2 separate regions of the Homo sapiens genome follow, and region 2 is linked to region 1. Evidence: read pairs that join two places in POLR2A ChIA-PET (ENCODE). Cell type or tissue: PC-9. All regions are shown on one strand. Links, peaks and the distances in the headings refer to the core of each region. The heading gives the core; the rest is flanking DNA.

Region 1 (2,913 bases), core at 122-2,621:
GGAGCATGGCATTGCAATGCGAAAGAAACTTTTTAATCCTCCAGAGGAATCCGAAAAATAAATTGTATTTTCACTCGATGCCTTGGCTGAGAGAAGACCTAAAGACTCTGGGTTGATACCTGAAAGAATCCTGTCTTATTTGGTCTCCATAATCCTTTGAATGGAAAGTGACCTGTGAGAGATTGAACCATGGAGAAATATGAAAACCCTGGATTCTGAGTATTTGTTGGGCAGGGCGTTTAGTACTGTCTCCCCTTTACCAGCAAACCTGACTTCACCATGTTTATTCCCTTTGCCTACAACCAGTTAATATCTGAGTAACTTATCTCCTTCAATAAAATAATTTAAATAATTTTTTTCTCCTTTCTCTTAGATTCTTTTGGCATTAGAGGAAAATGTTGCCATTAGGCTTTTTCTTTTTGACAACATGATGTTGAAGAATTCTGGGGAAATCCCAGCAGTGTTAACTATTTGAAAATGTTGCAACTTTATTGTTTTTAAAGAGTGATTTTCTAAATGATTAAAAAAAATTTTTTTTTTGAGACATAGTGTTACTTTGCTGCCCAGGCTGGAGTGCAGTGGTGCGATCTCAGCTTACTGTAACCTCCACCTCCCGGATTCAAGTGATTCTCCAGCCTCAGCCTCTCTAGTAGCTGGGGCTACAGGCGCAGGCTACCATGCCTGGCTGGTTTTTGTATTTTTGGTAGAGACAGAGTTTTGCCATGTTGGCCAGGCTGATCTCAAATTCCTGAGCTTAGGTGATCCGCCCACTTCAGCCTCCCAAAGTGTTGGGATTACAAGCGTGAGCCACTGTGCCCAGACTAAAAGATTAAATATTTACACTTAACATTGATAAAATTTCATCTGGTTAGGAATTGAGTCTTAGCAGACTTTGCTTTCCCATTTGGTTGAATGTGTCCACTCGAGGTGCCAGTTAACTCCTGGACATTAACCTTAGGCCAGTGTGTCTCCTCTCTGCTGAGTATAGGACTGTTCTTCCCGTGCCCAATTCTAGCAGTCATTTCACCAGTGTTCCTTCTGCCAAGTGTTTCTGAGACCTGTGACAATCTGGAAGTCAGCAGCTTCCAGCTGCAGTCACAGCAGGGGCTTGATCTTGTCAGGTGTCAGGGAACAGACTCAGCTGTGAGCTCCTTCTAGTGGAGTTCTGTGTATAATATCCAGCATGAGGCCTTGTTGGTGTTGGTGTTTAATAAGTGACTTCCCCATCACAGGAGGTATTCAAGAAGCTGGACTTTCGCTCAGTACGTCGATTACAGAGCATAACAGACATTCAGTGAAAGGATGGGGAAAGAACCAGAATTAATTCTGAAGTACCTTCCAAGACAAAGTGTATGAATATTTATTCAGTCCCCCTAGTGTCAGGCAGTAGAAATACAGAAATGAGACATTTTGCCTTTAGAATCTTGTAGTTAACTGAAAAGTTGACTTTTAGTCACCTGTAATCATCAAAGTGCCATGATTAGGTAGATGTCATAGAAGACAGAGGACTTTCATGTTCAGTCTTCATGAAGAAGGAGCTATTCCAAGAAAGCTATTTAGCAAAGATGACCTTTGACAAATGAGTGAAAATGGGATACATTCTGAGGCGCACTTTAAGGCATTTAGCATGACTAGAATATGGGAGCTTAGAGTGGAGGAAGATCATAGACAGCTTTGAAATCTGTTGGAATTTTATTTTCAGTGCTGTGATGACCAGTTGCAGGTTTTAATATGGTGATTAGGGATTTGGGTAGAGGAGTTAGTTGGAAGGCTGATATATTTCAATTTGTATTTTAGTAAGTTTTTTTGGTTATAGTTTGGGGGATAAATTGGAGGGGAAGGAAGATAACGCCCAAGGAGAGCAATTAGGTTTTTGTGCTAACTTGAGTGAGAAATGAGGGCCTGGATGAAAGATGTGGCTTTGGGGATTAGGAGGAGTGACGATTCAAGCATTGAGTCAGCATGACTGACTAGGTGTAGGGTTTAAGGAAGTGTCTAGGATGTCTCAGGCATTTGATTTGTGCCTGCTTGGGAGGGAGTACTGGGGAGGTGAAGTGTGTGTGGAGGATCCAGCGGGAGAGGGCTTCCGGGTTGCTGCTGGGTATTTAGGTCTGCAGCTTGTTAGAGTCACCTGGATTAGAACAAAATTGGGAGATGTCAGCATGCAGATGCCAGCTAAGGCCCTGTAGGCCAATGTCAGTAGCTGACCATAAGAGCAGGATGAAACTTTGGAAGTTCATTCTTAAAAATTTTATAAGTAATATATGAGTACGTTTTTATGGGATATTCAAACCACCTACTGTTTTTAGGTCTTACTCTCTTGTGTTGCAGCTGTTGCTGATCCCTGTAGAGTAAAGTACACACTGAAGGCTATGGCAATGATCTACCTTTCCAGCTTCCTCTAGGAAGGGAGTTTGACAAATAAAATGCTAGTGAACTGGAGCACAGTGAGCAAGGGGGAGGGTGGCATGAGCTGAGGACACAGGTGGGCAGGGCCAGAACACACAGGCCTTGGACATCACCTCAGGGAACTTGCATGTTATTTGGAGCATAATGGAAAACCATTAGAAAGTTTTAGGGAGTGGTTATGATTTCATTTATTTATATTTTATAAAGATCTTTCTGGTTATTCGGTGAATAGTTATGGTTAAACCAGTTCAACCCAGTGACAGTACCTGTCACATAGAGTTATTGTGAGGATTGGTTGAGATGTATGTGATAGATTATCTGGCACAAAGTAAGGGCCCCCTCAATATTGTTTTTCTCTCAAGTGCACCCAAATTGGGGTATTGGAAACACTTCCTCCGTAGTTTGGTAGAAGGCACCAAATCACTAGGGCTGATACCGTTTGAGTGGGGCCCCAGCTGATGGGGCAGGGGGTAAAGGGGTGAGGGGCTTAATATGAGGCAGAAG
Region 2 (2,913 bases), core at 92-2,591, 740 kb before region 1:
CTGTCTTAAAAAGACCTGGCAGAGGCCTCTGGAAGGAGGCCACCAGGGCATAGAGAGAGGTGGGGCAGGTAGCAGAGGGAGCTGGATGGTGTGGGGACGGTGGGGGCTGGCAGGGGGCAACTCCAGACACAGAGTCTCTGGAGAGCTGGTTTCGGGCCGGGCCCATGGTGGAGAGGCAGAGGACTGGCTCGTGGACATCCTGGATTTCTGTCAGCATGTGGAGGCAGGACATGCCTGGGCTGAGGACAAGGATACCCCTGCTGAGCTGGGGGACCCTGAAGGGTGACTGGTTTAGGAAGAGGGGTGAAGATAAAGCATTTTTTCTTTACTTTTTTTTTTTTGAGACGGAGTCCTGCTCTGTCGCCAGGCTAGAGTGCAGAGGCGCAATCTCGGCTTGCTGCAACCTCTGCCTCCCGGGTTTAAGCGATTCTCCTGCCTCAGCCTCCCGAATAGCTGGGACTACAGGCACACGCCACCACGCCCAGCTAATTTTTGTATTTTTAGTAGAGACAGGGTTTCACCATGTTGGCCAGGATGGTCTCGATCTCTTGACCTTGTGATCCACCCGCCTCGGCCTCCCAAAGTATTGGGATTACAGGAGTGAGCCACCGTGCCTGGCCAAGATAAAGCATTTATTTTTGGACTTGTCAAGATTGCCTCTTGGAGACATCTAGGGGGAGGAGGCAGCTGAAGTGTGGGTCTAGGAACCTGGCATTGACCAGCAGCACAGCATCACCTGGAAACTCGTCAGGAATGCAGATTCCCAGGCACCACCTAGCGCTATGGCGTCAGTATCTGCGTTTTCACAAGACCCCCTAGGTGGATGGAAGGCACATTCCTTGGAGTAGCTCTGGGCTACAGCTTTCGTAAGGCCCTGCTGAACAGCAGCACTGACCTCAGTCTATGACACGGAGTCTCAGCTGGGGAGCGAACTATCCCCCCACGGGACACGTGGCAACATCTGGAGACACTCTGGTTGTCATAAATGGGGAAGGGGTGCTACTGCTGGGTAGAAGCCAAGGATGCTGTTCAATGTCTGGCAATGAACACAACAGCCCCCCTGCAACGAAGACAGCTCCGGCCCCAGTGGCCAACAGCAGCCAGGATGCTGAGCCCTGGTCCTCAGGAAGTGCGCACAGAAGGTGGCGAGGGCATCCCGGCACTGTCTTGAGCCTCAGATTTCCCGCCTGGGCTTCGCCCCCTCCTTGGACCTTCTCCCGCTGGGCGCCGAGAAACCACACAAAGGCCAGACATTGATGAGTCACTTACAGTTTATTTTTGCCTGAAAGTATTTCACATCTCTTTGTACACAGCTACGTGACAGTAGTATTAACCATCAGGAAAAGCAACAGTGCGAGGGGAAAGGTGGCATGTCTTGTTTCTTCTTTTTTTTTTTTCCTTTTTTATTTTTTTTATTTTTATTTATTTTTTTATTTTTATTTTTTTTGCTTCTGCTTCTTCCCGCACCAGAGTGCTGTGAAGTATGGGACCGGAGGGGGGAAAGAAAAGAAAACCAAACAACTAAAAACAACAACAAAAAACAAAACACAAAACAGAACACACTCACACACACACGAAATAAAACCTGGCACGGAAAATGAATTAAGACTGGAACCCAGTTTCTTTTTTTTTTCCTTTTTTAAAAAAATGAGGGCATAGTGGGGGGGTAATAAAGTCTACCTAGCAAAGTATAAAACGACAAAAGCATGGTTTCCATTGAATAAGATTAAATATATATAAAACAAGTACACTGACTGTGGGGTAGGTTTGGAGGTGCCGGAGGAGGGAAGTATTTGTGCTAAACCAACAGAAAAAAGGGCTGGGGGGAGAGGGGGACCCCAAATAAACCATCAACGGGCTGTTCTGTACAGTGAGGGCTTATTAAGAAAAAGCCGACTGTTTATAAAAGAAACGGAGGTTGGTTTGTCTTCGGAGCAGGTGGGGACAGAAGGAGTGTCTTCGTTGCAGTGGTCACATGTGGGGGGTGGCGGGGGTGGGGTGGGGAGGGCAGTCGGACTGGCGGAGGCGACACATCTCTCTTTTCCCAAGAGACCATGCAGAGAGGCGGGCATGCATGGGGCCACGTGAAGCACACGATGGCAGGGGGAGCCCAGGGGTGACAGAGTCTCCGTTGGGGACAGGGGACAGCAAAGGCTGACAGGGACAGGAGCTCCCTGGGGGTGGGGAACAGCTCTTTTACCGGGGTGGACTGGAGAGGGCGGGTTAGCAGCCTCCCATTCAAGTCTAAAAGGTGCCGAGAGAAAGAGCTTGGGCCTTAGTGGAGCAAGGGGATCTTAATCCCTCCTCCTCCAGCCTGAGCCCCACCTCGTGAGGGAGTTGGAGACATTTGGAAATCAGAAACGCACAGTGGTGGGTGGGGGAGTGGGCAGACAGACAGACAGACGAGAGAGCATTAGCATAGAGAATCCATTACGAAAAAGCAATTAATTTTTCCAAGGAGGTTCTTTTTTTTTTTCTTCTTTTTGTTGTCTGTTTGTTTCCTTTAAAAAAATAACAATAATACTACCACTAACCCGACAGCTGACTGGTTTATACAGTACTACACGCCAGGTGGGGGCGGGAGGGCGGTGGGGTCGGGCGGGGGGGACGGTCAAAGACTTCATAAATAAGAGGCGGGTCCCAGACCCGCAATTTGTCAACATGTCTTAAATAGGTGCATTATTTAAATCTTATGTACAACAAGAATCACTTTGCATAGCAATGGTGAGGACACAGGACGGGTGCAGTGATGTGACTGGGTCTTCTTGTCCCAAGGGCGGGGGGCGAGTTCGCAGCTCAGCTCGGAGCCTCTAGGAAGAAAGCATCCTTCGTCCGGCCCGCAATGGTGGCATCGGAGTTGACTTTTCCCACACGACGGCATCAAACACAAAGGCAAAGAAAATCCACAAAGGG

What was found. Peaks named below come from ENCODE experiments on the same cell type or tissue, not always from the same donor. Only the 100,000 strongest peaks of a DNase experiment are listed, where the experiment ranks them.
Region 2: POLR2A ChIA-PET joins it to region 1 with 8 read pairs; 2 of 35 experiments call an interaction of 5 or more read pairs at or near these places.

Annotation. Positions count from the first base shown.
Region 1 is chr16:80,973,241-80,976,153 of GRCh38, reverse strand. It overlaps CMC2 (C-X9-C motif containing 2), which reads left to right. Exons shown (of 4, transcript NM_020188.5): 4 at 1-2,913. The coding sequence ends at 61. Among named protein-coding and RNA genes, the nearest start is that of CMC2, 32 kb to the left of the region's middle. In PC-9, for the core only: CTCF peaks have their summits at 1,146 (motif pointing left) and 1,355; no DNase peak of the experiment used is centred there.
Region 2 is chr16:81,710,103-81,713,015 of GRCh38, reverse strand. It overlaps CMIP (c-Maf inducing protein), which reads right to left. Exons shown (of 21, transcript NM_198390.3): 21 at 1,254-2,913. Among named protein-coding and RNA genes, the nearest start is that of PLCG2, 68 kb to the left of the region's middle. RefSeq lists enhancers at 1-112, 795-1,477. In PC-9, for the core only: no CTCF peak of the experiment used is centred there; a DNase peak (open chromatin) is centred at 1,275; H3K27ac peaks cover 399 bases.